3 separate regions of the Homo sapiens genome follow, and all the other regions are linked to region 2. Evidence: chromatin contacts called from ENCODE Hi-C or POLR2A ChIA-PET data. All regions are on one chromosome and are shown on one strand. Each heading gives the region's core, a stretch centred on a gene start or an enhancer-like site at or near the end of the contact. The rest is flanking DNA. Distances are from core to core; before and after follow the strand shown.

What was found. Hi-C counts contacts between places; a loop is a spot of excess contacts on that map. ChIA-PET counts read pairs that join two places held with the same protein, here RNA polymerase II (POLR2A). Pooled maps may share reads with other maps.
Region 1: a map of gastrocnemius medialis shows a loop between it and region 2 (2.9-fold over the local background). The contact joins the promoter of PLN here to the enhancer-like site in region 2. A Hi-C loop is called at or near these places in 11 of 168 maps with a recorded cell type or tissue (Right ventricle myocardium inferior, ascending aorta, cardiac septum and 5 more) and 10 of 50 pooled maps. POLR2A ChIA-PET finds 5 or more read pairs at or near these places in 1 of 52 experiments (activated CD8-positive, alpha-beta T cell).
Region 3: a map of heart right ventricle shows a loop between it and region 2 (9-fold over the local background). The contact joins two enhancer-like sites. A Hi-C loop is called at or near these places in 19 of 168 maps with a recorded cell type or tissue (Right ventricle myocardium inferior, Right ventricle myocardium superior, aorta and 6 more) and 14 of 50 pooled maps.

What each region holds. Positions count from the first base shown.
Region 1 is chr6:118,546,981-118,551,227 of GRCh38, forward strand. It overlaps PLN (phospholamban), which reads left to right and starts at 1,316. Exons shown (of 2, transcript NM_002667.5): 1 at 1,316-1,412. All of the region lies in intron 3 of CEP85L (centrosomal protein 85L), which reads right to left.
Region 2 is chr6:118,370,427-118,374,344 of GRCh38, forward strand. No RefSeq gene overlaps it. Among named protein-coding and RNA genes, the nearest start is that of PLN, 180 kb to the right of the region's middle. Within about 2 kb of position 2,150, at least 4 of the 41 ENCODE cell types and tissues checked have a DNase peak (open chromatin) inside an H3K27ac peak, as active enhancers do; they include gastrocnemius medialis and heart right ventricle, where a contact is called at or near this core.
Region 3 is chr6:118,507,933-118,511,939 of GRCh38, forward strand. It overlaps CEP85L (centrosomal protein 85L), which reads right to left. Exons shown (of 13, transcript NM_001042475.3): 5 at 3,366-3,483. Among named protein-coding and RNA genes, the nearest start is that of PLN, 38 kb to the right of the region's middle. Within about 2 kb of position 1,286, at least 2 of the 41 ENCODE cell types and tissues checked have a DNase peak (open chromatin) inside an H3K27ac peak, as active enhancers do; they include heart right ventricle, where a contact is called at or near this core.

The DNA.
Region 1 (4,247 bases), core at 66-2,565, 180 kb after region 2:
AGATGGATTTTCTTTCTTTGGAAGAAGCCAAGATCATTTCCATTTAAGGGCATGTAAGCAGCTGCTGCTACACATTTTAGTTACCCATAAGAAAGTGAAGTGGGCTAAGTTCACTCTGTCATAAGCATTTAAAAAATTAAAAATTACAAGTACCTCCTCTAAAATTAAAGAAGAGATTTAAGAATTAATATTTTCGAGTGTGGTGACTTAAGTAAATCTAACATCTAAGACAACAAATTAGATAAACAGAGAAGAGGAGAATGATGCCCGGCTTTACAAAAAAATTATTTCCCCAGTTCTACTGTAAGATAAACTGTTCTAGGAAGTTCAAAATATCATCTCACTTACTAGCATCTCATTTTTATAGTAATTTTCAGGAAAGCAACTGCTAGATTAAATGAGGCACATCCTTTCAAAAACATTACAAAACTTAAATTTCAACACATCAAACCTATAAAGCCTCATTAACTGAGATGTAACTGATTTGGAATCTGTAATTATTTCTTTTTTGCCATAAAGTTGCCCTTAATACTGCATCAGTTTATTAAAAATTTGGTAAGATTGTGTAATAATTTAATGCAATTGTTTTTAAAAAATCTTAAATACTTAAAGTAGCATATTGCTATTTTGGGGGTGTTGTATGTATCAGTTTAAATATAAGTATTACTATTCACAAATATATTGTTAAACTGCTAATTGAAGAAAACACAAATGAATTAAATACATTTATTAGTTCTTTAACTGTAAGATAAAAATAATTTTTTAAAACAAAAAGCAATTAGCCTGATTTTCTCATACTCCTTCTCCCATACACACAAGAACAAGAACAAAATAAGAAAACAGGTATAAAATTTTATTGTGTAAAAATATTTCACTTTCACTAAAAGCTAACATTATGAAGACACGTATTAAAGCAACAGCAGCAAGAATTCAATGAAAGTTGTTTTGCTTATACCTGTGTTTATTTTTCTCATAATTAAAATTCCTGCAGTAACTATTTTAGCTCTTCAACATCTTCACCATTAATATTCAATTATCTCTAAGCCTGAAGATGCATGAATCTTTAACAAAAGCTTTCCACCACCTCAAGTTTACTTATTTTTTTCATTTATCTACCATATACTGTTTTAAATTAAAAACAAAAGATGAAGCACAAAGTGTTAATGACTTTTCCATACCTAAAGTAAGAAGTTCTAAAGTTTGGTTGTGATAAGACTGAGACTGTGGCTAACCAATCGAAACTTCAGAATTCCTATGTGACATCATAAGACCTCCCTAGAACACTTTTTCTCCTCCACCTACTGCAACTGTTCCCATAAACTGGGTGACAGAGTCAGAAAACTCCCCAGCTAAACACCCGTAAGACTTCATACAACACAATACTCTATACTGTGATGATCACAGCTGCCAAGGTAAGAAACAGATTTCGCTGACTTTGGTAATTCTTACTTTCTATAATTCTTAATTCCTATAATTTCTATAATCTGAACTTTTAAAATGAGTTAATTTTATGAATATCAGTTCAATCTTAGGCAATAAAATGACATGACAAAGTGCTTAAATTTATAAATGCTTATCCATTTAGTGACAGGAAAAATGAGACAACTTTGAAATGAAAAAGGTCATATTCATCTTTGATCCTGGTTACTGGTTTGTCATTTAAATTTATCTTTCACTTTTATTTTGCTTTTCAAATGTGAATTTCTGCCAATTAAAAAATCTTCCAATTATGTTACCATATTTGGTAGTAGTGGTTAATTTCTCCATGCAAAAACAATGACTTAATTTTGTTATTTATTGCTCTGCTGAGAAACAGTGCAGAACTGAGCTATTTACATCTGAACTAATATGAATAGTCATTTGACTACAACATGCACATTATCAGCATGCCTATTCCAATATTATCATAATTTCATACAGTGAATAATGAAATGGAGTTTCAGAATATATAATACAAGCTACTTTTAAAGTGCCCTTGAGGATGTTTCCCCTCTAAAGTCCAGTCAACTTTTAACAAACATTTCTAAAAAAATTCCATGCTATTAATAAATTGAGTTACTGATATTAAATTCAATATTGTATCATAAAGAAGTTTAGAAATTTTAAAACAATGTTCACAAACACAAAAAATCTGACGTTAGAGAATAATTTGATACTTTAAAAAGTTATTTTGACACACGAATATTCTTAACTATCTTATTTTCACACAAATTTGATTAAATGGATTTCTGCCTATTAATGCCTATAGTTTTGTCAAGTTATTATCCTCCAGTGGTACTCCATTTCCTCTCTCGGATTTAGAAAGAAAGGAAAAAATAAAATAAATGCCAGGAATGGAGATGCCACAATCAATTTTATGACTTCTGTTTGAATTCTACCCTATTCTTTATGTTACAATCCTCAATTTAGTAAATGAAACGTTTCCTCATTCTTAGATCTCTGTCAGGGCATACAGAAAATTACATATATTTTATTTATTTTGATTTTCATATTTCATATATATGTTAAAATAAAATTTATCTCTAAAATTCTCAATTCCTATGACAAATGTTAATTCTATTGCTCACTACAAATAAGAACTTTGTAACTCTGTAAGCAGCTTTCCTTAAGACATAAAAAAACATAATTTTTGTCTACCACTGAGGTATCCTAATTGTGTCTCCATATCTCTATACTCATATTTTTCCTTTGATAGTACATAAAAGTCATTCAGTGTAGGTGTCTTATGTTATTTGTGCATTTTTATTCAAATATCTATCAAATTACATTCTCACACTTCAAATTGGGTGTTCACGAGTTATTTTATTGTATCAGAATTTTGCTATATCACATATTACTCTAAAAAGTACACATACTTCTGGATAGAGCAGAAATTATATTAAACTTACCCTTAGCTCACTAGTATGTCTCAGTTAACAGAAATTACAGTTACAGAGACTGCTAAAATTTCAAATATAATGTGGTAGTACCATACATTGTGTCCCAACTAGTTCATCTATACCTTAAGGTGCAAGTTAAGTATTATCTTTGTTTATGAAGACATGTGGTTTCAAAGTAAGTGCTAAAAAAAGTGTTAGATGAAATCAAATGGAAAAAATATGAAAGATGTTTAAATTAAGAAGCATTAAGTTTTAAAAACGCATGAAAGAGCCAGAGTACTTGCTTTACTAAAAGGCGTGACAGCACTATCATTTCCTAAAACTCAAATATCAAATCCATTTTATTTGTATTTTAGTAGGCATAAAGGAAAATGATCACATTTGGGTATATAATCATATCTTTAATTAGTGAGATTAAGAAATAATAAAATATTGCATAAATACAATAGTTTCAGAAAATTTTAATGTATTTTAATGTTTTAATGTACTCATTACACATGTACACTAAATTATGTAATATATTAAATTTTTAATTAAAAAACCTAAAGTCTAGTTACCTCTCCAAATTAGACAATATATTACCAATCCCAGAAATGAGGAGGGCCAATGAACACTTCTTTTTTATTCTTAAAGAGCAATTTCCTAATATACTCGTGTACACAAATATTTCATTTGGTCCTCTTAATTATATATTTGATACTGCATCCCTATTCTACAATTTAGGAAAGATGCAAAAAGGTGAACTGCTCAAGATCACAGAACTAAGAAAACAGGGAAACCTTGGCAGAAGTTTAGGTTTTGTCACTAAGCCACATGCACATCCTCTATATACTGATCAGCATGGCTTAAAGTAAACCATGACACTGACAAACAAAATTTGAAAGCCCCCAAATACTGTAAATGATATTCTAAAAGGCAAAAGGCAAATTCAGAGAATACAAACTTCTATTTTAATTAAAAGCCATTCCACTCCATTTAAATTCAATTTATGCATAGCATTACATTCTTAATAGTCTAAATTATATTCTACTGATCATTTTCAAAACCAGAAATATACGAAAATTACAGATGCCCTTAGTTATTAAGCAATACCTCCTGGAAGGCAAAATTCAAACTAACTGCACAGACTTTAAAAAAAATAACACACCCCAATCAATCAAAGTTTCCTTTTATTTGTTTCATTGCTAAAATACTCATGCCTTCAATTCATCTGATACCTAAAATCCAAGTTAACATCTCCTCAAAACTTTCACAAAAATCACATTTCGATACTTTATTCTAGGTTCCCTAGAATCAAGTAGTCTCTTTGTACAATTTCAAAGTTCTTACCCAGAGTAATTCTGAAGCATGTGTTACCAAATAAACACA
Region 2 (3,918 bases), core at 900-3,399:
AGGGTGAGGGTCAAAAAACTACCTGTTGGGTACTATGCTTACTATTTGGGTGACAAAATTATTTGTACACTAAACCCCAGTGTCATGCAATTTACCTGTGTAACAAAAGTGTACACATACCCCCTGAATCTAAAAGTTAAATACCAAAAAAAGAAAGAAAATAAACAGAAAGTTTTCCAAAGATGTTGTATCTTTTAAAATCCACTTTCAATTTCTTCAAACTGCAGTATAACACTATTTGGTAGTCAAACATCCAGGAGTCATTCATTAATACATACATAAATAAATATTTAGTGTGAAGTACAATAAGGAGAGCACTCAGAGAAAAGCTCCAACGCCCCACCTCTCTCCAGGCCAACTCCCTGCTCCTCTGCCCCTTGGCACATGGAAGAAGAGGGCCTGAATGTCCACTTTGCCAGAGCAGAGGGAAGGGCACCTCTGGTCACTTTAATCTTTCCCACCATGTGCTTCCTTGATGAGTAAAAAACTAGAAGCCAACATTCCAAGTAGAATGGCCTGGGTTCTGTCTTGTGTTGAGCATTCTGGCTCATGCTCGAAAGCAGATAAAGAGTGGCACATGCCTGTGGCTATTTCAGAATCTCAGAGATGTGCAGGAGGCTGTCCCTCTGAGAAAATGGAGCAACAACTAATGTATTATTCATATATTTGAGCTTCCAGAAGAAAGGTCTACTCCGAGGACAGATTTTTTTCTGCCATTAATGACCACTTTTTAAAACAGATATCTGATGGCAATGTCATTTGGGGGCTCTTTGGGTACCTATTTCCCATCAAGATTAAATAGATTTACCTGATCAAGGGCTAAGAGGAAATAAACCTAATGCCCACAGACATTTTCAATTACCAATGTTTAGTTAGGGAATACTCTAGCATCTTTTTACAGTTAACTTAGTAAGGCCTTTGAACAACTTCAACCATTCTTGGGAATAATCACCTTTCTGTTGAGTGATGGCAAAAGTCCAAGCACTAGAAGAATGATATATTGGACTTTGGGGCCTCAAAGGGAAGGGTGAGAGGGGGGTGAGGGATAAAAGACTACACATTGGGTACAGTGTACACTGCTCAGGTGACGAGTCCACCAAAATATCAGAAATCACCACTGAAGAACTTATCCAAGTAACCAAACACCACCTGTTCTCCAAAAACCTATTGGAAAAAAAAAAAACAAAACAAAAGTCCAAGCACCGTGTCCCTCAATATCTAAGACACATGTCAACCCAGCACGGACAGCCAAGGGAACAGGCACCGGTACTTAAGCATCTTAGCCCCACTCAGACCCCTTGAGTTCGATTCCATCCTGGCCCTTCCAGGGCTCTATCAACCCTTAACAATCCTAAAACACCTAACCCCTGAAGTCATTCTGGAAAAGAGGAAGAGTTTCCCAAGGGCCAGAGAAGAAGTCTTAGAAACTAGAGAAGGTAATGACCCCCTAGAATCTTCTTGATGCAAAAACAAGCCACCAGGATGACCAAAGGGCAGTGCAGTCTTCTCACAGCATCCTCTGACTTAGACCTGGGCTGCTCAGCTTTCTCAGAGCTGAAGACTCCAGGACTTTCTGAATCTAGATTCACATTTCCAAAAGGAGTATATGTCTAAGACATTCCAAAAAAGTGGTCATGTTTGGTGGGAATGAGGTTTTCCTGCACAATTATGGTTAAATCTCACGTTAGTGAAGATTTTGTGGTTGAAGCCATCTGGAATCCTCTCACTAAGTGGCTTCCCATAGCTCTGGCCAGAAGTCACCTTGGTTGGACATAAGGACATGATTATATATCCTGTTGTTCAGACCTAAGCCTGAGTACTCAATCAGGTTATTAAATTGTTTTTACCCTCACCCTGGATTTTTCTGTAACAAGGATCACCTTGAAAACAGGCTAGACTCTGCTATCTAAAGGTACCTTTACAAAGAGTCTGAAAACAGAATAAATATTATGTTTTCTTGATGAGGCGTTTATTGTACCCTCTGAGCATCCAAACTTAATGGGTCAGAAGAATACCAGGTGCTGCTCTTGTTTGATAAAAGCAGTTATCACATGCTATTTAGAGAGTGTGTGGAAGGAGTTCTTGGCTGTGATTGAATCCTGCAATTCTGTCTCCAACAGGCTTTCAGCAGCCATGGCTCTGAGTCATCTGCCTGGTGACCAGAAGCTGACATCCAATATCATGTGCCTCCCCAGATAATGAGGTCAAATGTGCCAGACCCACAAGGGGCTTGATAACAGCTTATTAACATCCCCAAATGATAGCACTTTTGATTAAACCTCACATGTCTGCCTGTCCCCCCTCTCATCCTTTCTAAAATTAGAGCTGGTATTTTACTAACCATGCCCTTGCTTGAACTTTAGAATGGTTCAAGGATAGTGCAAAATCATGATGTCTTTTCACTGTAATCCCCAAGAACAGGGTTTTTCTGGGTCACAAAGTCTTAGATTAATTCAAACTTTACTGAGTTTTCCTCCCCTTTGGAATAAATTAGATACTTTTTGGAAAGCCAACAAGGTACAAAACAGAGCACAAAGTTTAGATTCAGAAATCATGTGCTCTAATGTGCTTTGTTCCCTAAGCTAAATAGTATGTAAACCAACAGAAGTCACTTTGCGTCACCGTAACTCAGTTTGCCATCTACAAAAATGAAAGAGTGCTACTTTTTAGAGCTTTGTGGAGTAGGAATCAAATAGGATAATAGATAGAAATCCCTCTTTCAATAATGAAAGCAGTATATAACTATTATTATATACTGGTATGTAATATTATTACCATCATAATTATGGTTCCTGTTTCTAGGTTTTATATTTTGTAGCAACATTTATCTGTTTGAGAATTTTAATTGCCAAAGTCAATTTGTCCCATTTTGATTTCAAGACATAATATATTATAAGAGAATTTGAAAATATCCTCTGATGTGCCCCTGGGCCTCCAAAATGAAGCTGTTCTGGGCTGGCAGGCAGCTCTAGAGCCCCATGAAAGTGAGTAGAAGAAAGTTAAGGGCCAGACTGATGAACAGCAGAAGGCAAGCACAATAAGGACTGGGGTGTGGGGGGTCGATAGCAATAGGGAGAGTCTACAATCACATGGAAGAAAGGGAAAGTCAAGATTTCCCTGTCATGGAATAGTTTGTTTGGCATCGGGGGAAGCTGATCAAGGTGAAATTACAAAGAAAAACTAGGAGTGGGGAGGGCTTTCCAGAGAAAATTAAAACAGCTCAGGTGGAAGATGGCTTGCTTTTGGACATGGATTTGACTACAGAGAGGGAGAGGGTAAGACAGGTAGGATAGAAAGTCAAGGATAAATCTGCACCAAGACTCATTGGGTAAGACATACAATGAGTGCCTGAAATCCGAGGCAGGGGCTCTGGGCTCACAATGTCAGCGTGAAGATCATGATGAGGCTGCAAAGCAGATGAGAGTGAAGGAGTGAGAGGGCTGGGAGGAGAGGAAATTCAGGCAGAGAGAGAGATGTGGGAACTTAAGAACTTAGAGGAAAAGAGTTCTGATGGAGGAGATATGCACATGGGTGTGGAGGATGGAAATGGGAGAGCGGAGGTGGTGATTCCTGAAGTGGAGACAGTCAAGAGTCCATTAGACCAGGATCTTCACTGAGTACCCACATTGCAAATGGAATCTCCCAGGCTGAAGGTGGGACTTATAAAGATGGGAAGATTATGATGCACACAAGAACCAATTTTTTCCGTAAATTTAGAAAAATGACCAAGAGTTTAGAAGATGAGAGTGACAAGAAAGGGAAGGGATGATATAGCCCGCATTACAGGGAGCCATCCATAAGGGGATAAGGATATTATTTGGAAGCCAACTCTCCTCTCGCTTCTGATTTTTTTCTTCCTCATCCCATCCTCAGACTCAGGCTCAGAGATGGTGAAGATGTTGAAGAATCAGCAGGCTC
Region 3 (4,007 bases), core at 36-2,535, 140 kb after region 2:
ACTACACATTCCTTGAGGGCAAAACCAGCTTCATTCACATTTCTATTGCTACAGCATAAATGGAACCTTATCCATAGTTAAGATAAACAATTTTTAAGGAAATGGATAAATATATTTTTTGGTATACTCTCTCTGTAGGGTTTAAGTTCCATAAAGGCAGAAACCATTCTTTGCTTTTGTGTTCCCAGAATTTAACACATTAGATGTTTAATGTTTTGTTGAGGAGGCTCATTTGCAAAGGTGGGATTCATTTTATTAAATGTTCATTAGTACAGACTTGGTGGTGGAAACAAACCAATTGAAGAAAAAATAGAAAAAAATGATATAAATGGAAAGAAAAAGAATAAAATGGAAAGAAAAGAAATGATGCAACAATGAAACTTAATAATAGTAACTATTATTTGGTTGATCTTTCCAAGGTACACATATATACAGAAAGAAGAGACCTCTTTCTTCTCCAATTTAAGTAAAGAAAAAGGGTCCTTCATATTTGGTTTATTCCACAAAGTCCTGTTAACCACAGATGGAAATTTAGGTATAAATGGAAATACAAACTATTCCTTGGCTCTACCAATCTACCATTAGAACTATCCAGAAAGTTTGGATTTTAGAATAAAGACATGGTTCTCATTCTCTACCTATGAGACTGAGTGATATCTACTTCTAAGGTCATCTTAATTGTAAGGTTAGTCAAATTTTTAATAAGAAAATAGAAGTTACTTATTAAGAGTATGTTTTCCATCTATAAATTCATTTAAAAATGTTACTTTTATTTTACTGACTTATTTACTCTAGAATACACATTAATTTCAATAATTATTATTAAAAGCATAATTTTCTTTGTCTAGTGTCTATAGAATTAGGATGAATATGTTATGGATCAGAAAAATGTACCTATACAAAATGCTATGCATAAAAAATTACATCATTCAAAGATCCAAAGTTAAAAAAATCCTTCGCTAAAGAAATATTTTATTACTCTATCTGCTGTTTCTTCTAACCCTCACCATTTTATTGGCTCTCTGTATCTATCCATTGATAGAAGTTTATCTTATATATTTATCATACCCATTTAGTATTAAGATTTTCCTTGTATTCTCTTTTACAAATTGCTCTCATCTTTTAAAATCAGATTTCTCAATAATATTTCAATTCCTCACATACTTCAAAATCCTACTAATATTTTTAACAACCCCTTTTACATATCCTTCCAAATACTAATATTTTTATTTGTCCTTGCACGCTGGCTTGGAGAGCCCTCTACTGGCCTGATGCTGTGTCAAAAGAACATTTGCTTCATCCTTCAGATACCTATTTTTTACATGCTTTCGATAATATGATAATTATATAATTAAAGCCTTTATTCCGAATGACAGAATGTTAAAGAGAAATTGAACAATTCTACTAAAATGCTGTTACCAAAGCAAGATACACTACTTCCATAGTATAGAAATACCATTTTCAAATAACTGTACATTATTCTCAGTACTCATTATAAAGCCTTGCTATCATGTGACAGAAGTCCAAGATGAGACCAAATTATAACATGATGTATTCATAACTAAAGTATAAAAGGCAAGTTGGAGTCTCTATGTTAAATGCCTCTGGCCTCAAGAAAATCTGATAGTTATTTTCTCATCAATATTTCCTGATTTTAATATACCAATGTCTCTAGTATTTATAAATATCACATTTGAAGATATGATGAAGGAAACAATTCCACTTAACTTAAAATCTAGGAATAAAGGCCGTAATGAAGAGAACAACAATAACAACATCCACAAATAGAAGTATATACCACCACAAAGTTATCAGGCCTCACTTTAGATCCCAATAAGTACGCCAACAGTCTTTTTCTTTGGGAAATAAACCAATATAAAGTTTATATAAAAATAAACATGCAAACAAGTTTTAAAGGAAGCTCTTTTTAAAACTGAGTAATAATTAAGGAAAGTAGCCATTCCAGTCATATAAATTTTGTTAACGGGCCTCATAGACTCTATATCTGTGTTCCAATTAGACTATACTCTCCTTATGGGCAAAATTAACCTCATTTACATTTCTATTCATATGGCGTAGACACTGTCTTACCTACAGTGAATACAAATAAATTTAGAAGGAATAGACAAACTTGTTTTCCTATATGGTCTCTCCCTCTGTAAGTTTTGAGATCCATGAAAGCAGGAACTATTTTTCACTTTTGTGACATCAGAATTTAACACAGTGGATGTTATGTCACTGTTTGGTTAAATAGGCTCATTTGTAAAGGTGAGATTCATTTATAAAATACTCATTAGAATCAGACCTCATTGTAGAAAAAATTACATAGAGGAAAAGGAAATAATAATATAAACAAAATATTGAGACAAAATTGGAAAATTTATTTTCAAATTAAATTATAGACAAAAAGCTAATTTCCTTTATATATACAGGGCTCCAAAAAACAATAAGCAAAAACCTACAACCTAACATAAAAAATGATCAAAGGATATGAAAAGAAATGTGAATGGGCCCTTAAATTTATAAAAAGAAATATAACATCACTCTTAAGAGAAATACATATTAAAACCATATGACCATAAGGAGATAAATCTCCCCTTTCTTTTATATAGACCTACTAGAAGGGCAAAAATCCAAGTTTAATAACACACTCTGTTAGCATGGCTGGGAGTTGGGGAGTGGGACGGTGAGAGTTCTTATACACTGCTCTCCTAAAGAGCAATTTGACAGTATCAGTAAAAATCACAAACTCAATACCTAGAAATTTCACTTCTGGAAATGTAACTTACAAGAATATCTGCATATGAGCAAAACAGTATTTATAAAAGGTTATTCTTTACAGCATCATTTACAATAACCCTAAACTGAAAACAACTCAAATTTTGATGAGTAGGGGGCAGGTAGAATAAATTATGCTATCTCCATAAAACAGAAGATCGTGTAACTGCAAAAGCAAGGGAAAGGGGTGTTATCTAGGTAATGATAGAGAAATAATCACTGTGTGTTATATAATTGTATATAACATTTAAAAAAAAGCAAGGTGCCAGATAATGTACATATTCTTATATTTTTTTAAATGCAGAAGAAGGATAAAACACACTTATATCTGCTTGTGATATGCATCAACTCTGGAAGGGATACACCAGAAACTGACAACAGTAGTTCCTGTATGTGTGTGGAGAGGGGTGTGCAATCTGGACAGATGGAAGGCTGTAGTTGGACACTCTTTGCCACACATATAAATAAATATAAATCATGTGAATACATTATTAAGTTGATTTAAAATGTCCTTATATTACAAGGTAAGTATATTATTAACACAAGCTTTACTACTAAAACAGCTACAAAATCCTCTGTAATCTTACCTGCAAACTAGCCACATAAGAATCCTCACAATTTACATAATGTCCTAACATGGCATGTTGAGCCCGTAATTCATTATCCCTTATCCTCTCATGCAGGTGGGTAATTTGTTGCTTCTGCCTGCAAAACATAAATTAAGGTCACATTATGAGTTATAATTTTCTAATAGTTAGAAGAACCTTAAGGAGCTTATTCCTCTTAGATTCCTTTAATATTCCTCTTAGATTCTAACAGTCACACCTTGCTTTCTTCAACAACTCATAGCTTGCTTTAAGCAAGTTATTTAATTTCTGTAAATATGTATGCTTAGAAATTTTAAAACTGTTTTGTGCCAGGCATGATGCTAAGAGCTTTGTATGCAGTATCTCTCATCTTCAAAAATTTATTAACTCTCATGATGAAGTTTTGAAGGAGAGAGCTTTTAAAGAATAATAAAGATAGTATGAGTAAACAAATAGCTTGATGTTTTCCAAAATTACTTACAAAGTAACTTTTGGAACAAGTAAGTTGTATGTTTCAGGTTGCATCAAAAGACCTTGTTCTACTCAGGATGATTTCTAAAATTTGCTAACCTTTAAGAAAATCCACATATAAAACATTAAATAGGAGATAAGTCAGGAGAGATTCGTCATATAACACTTTTC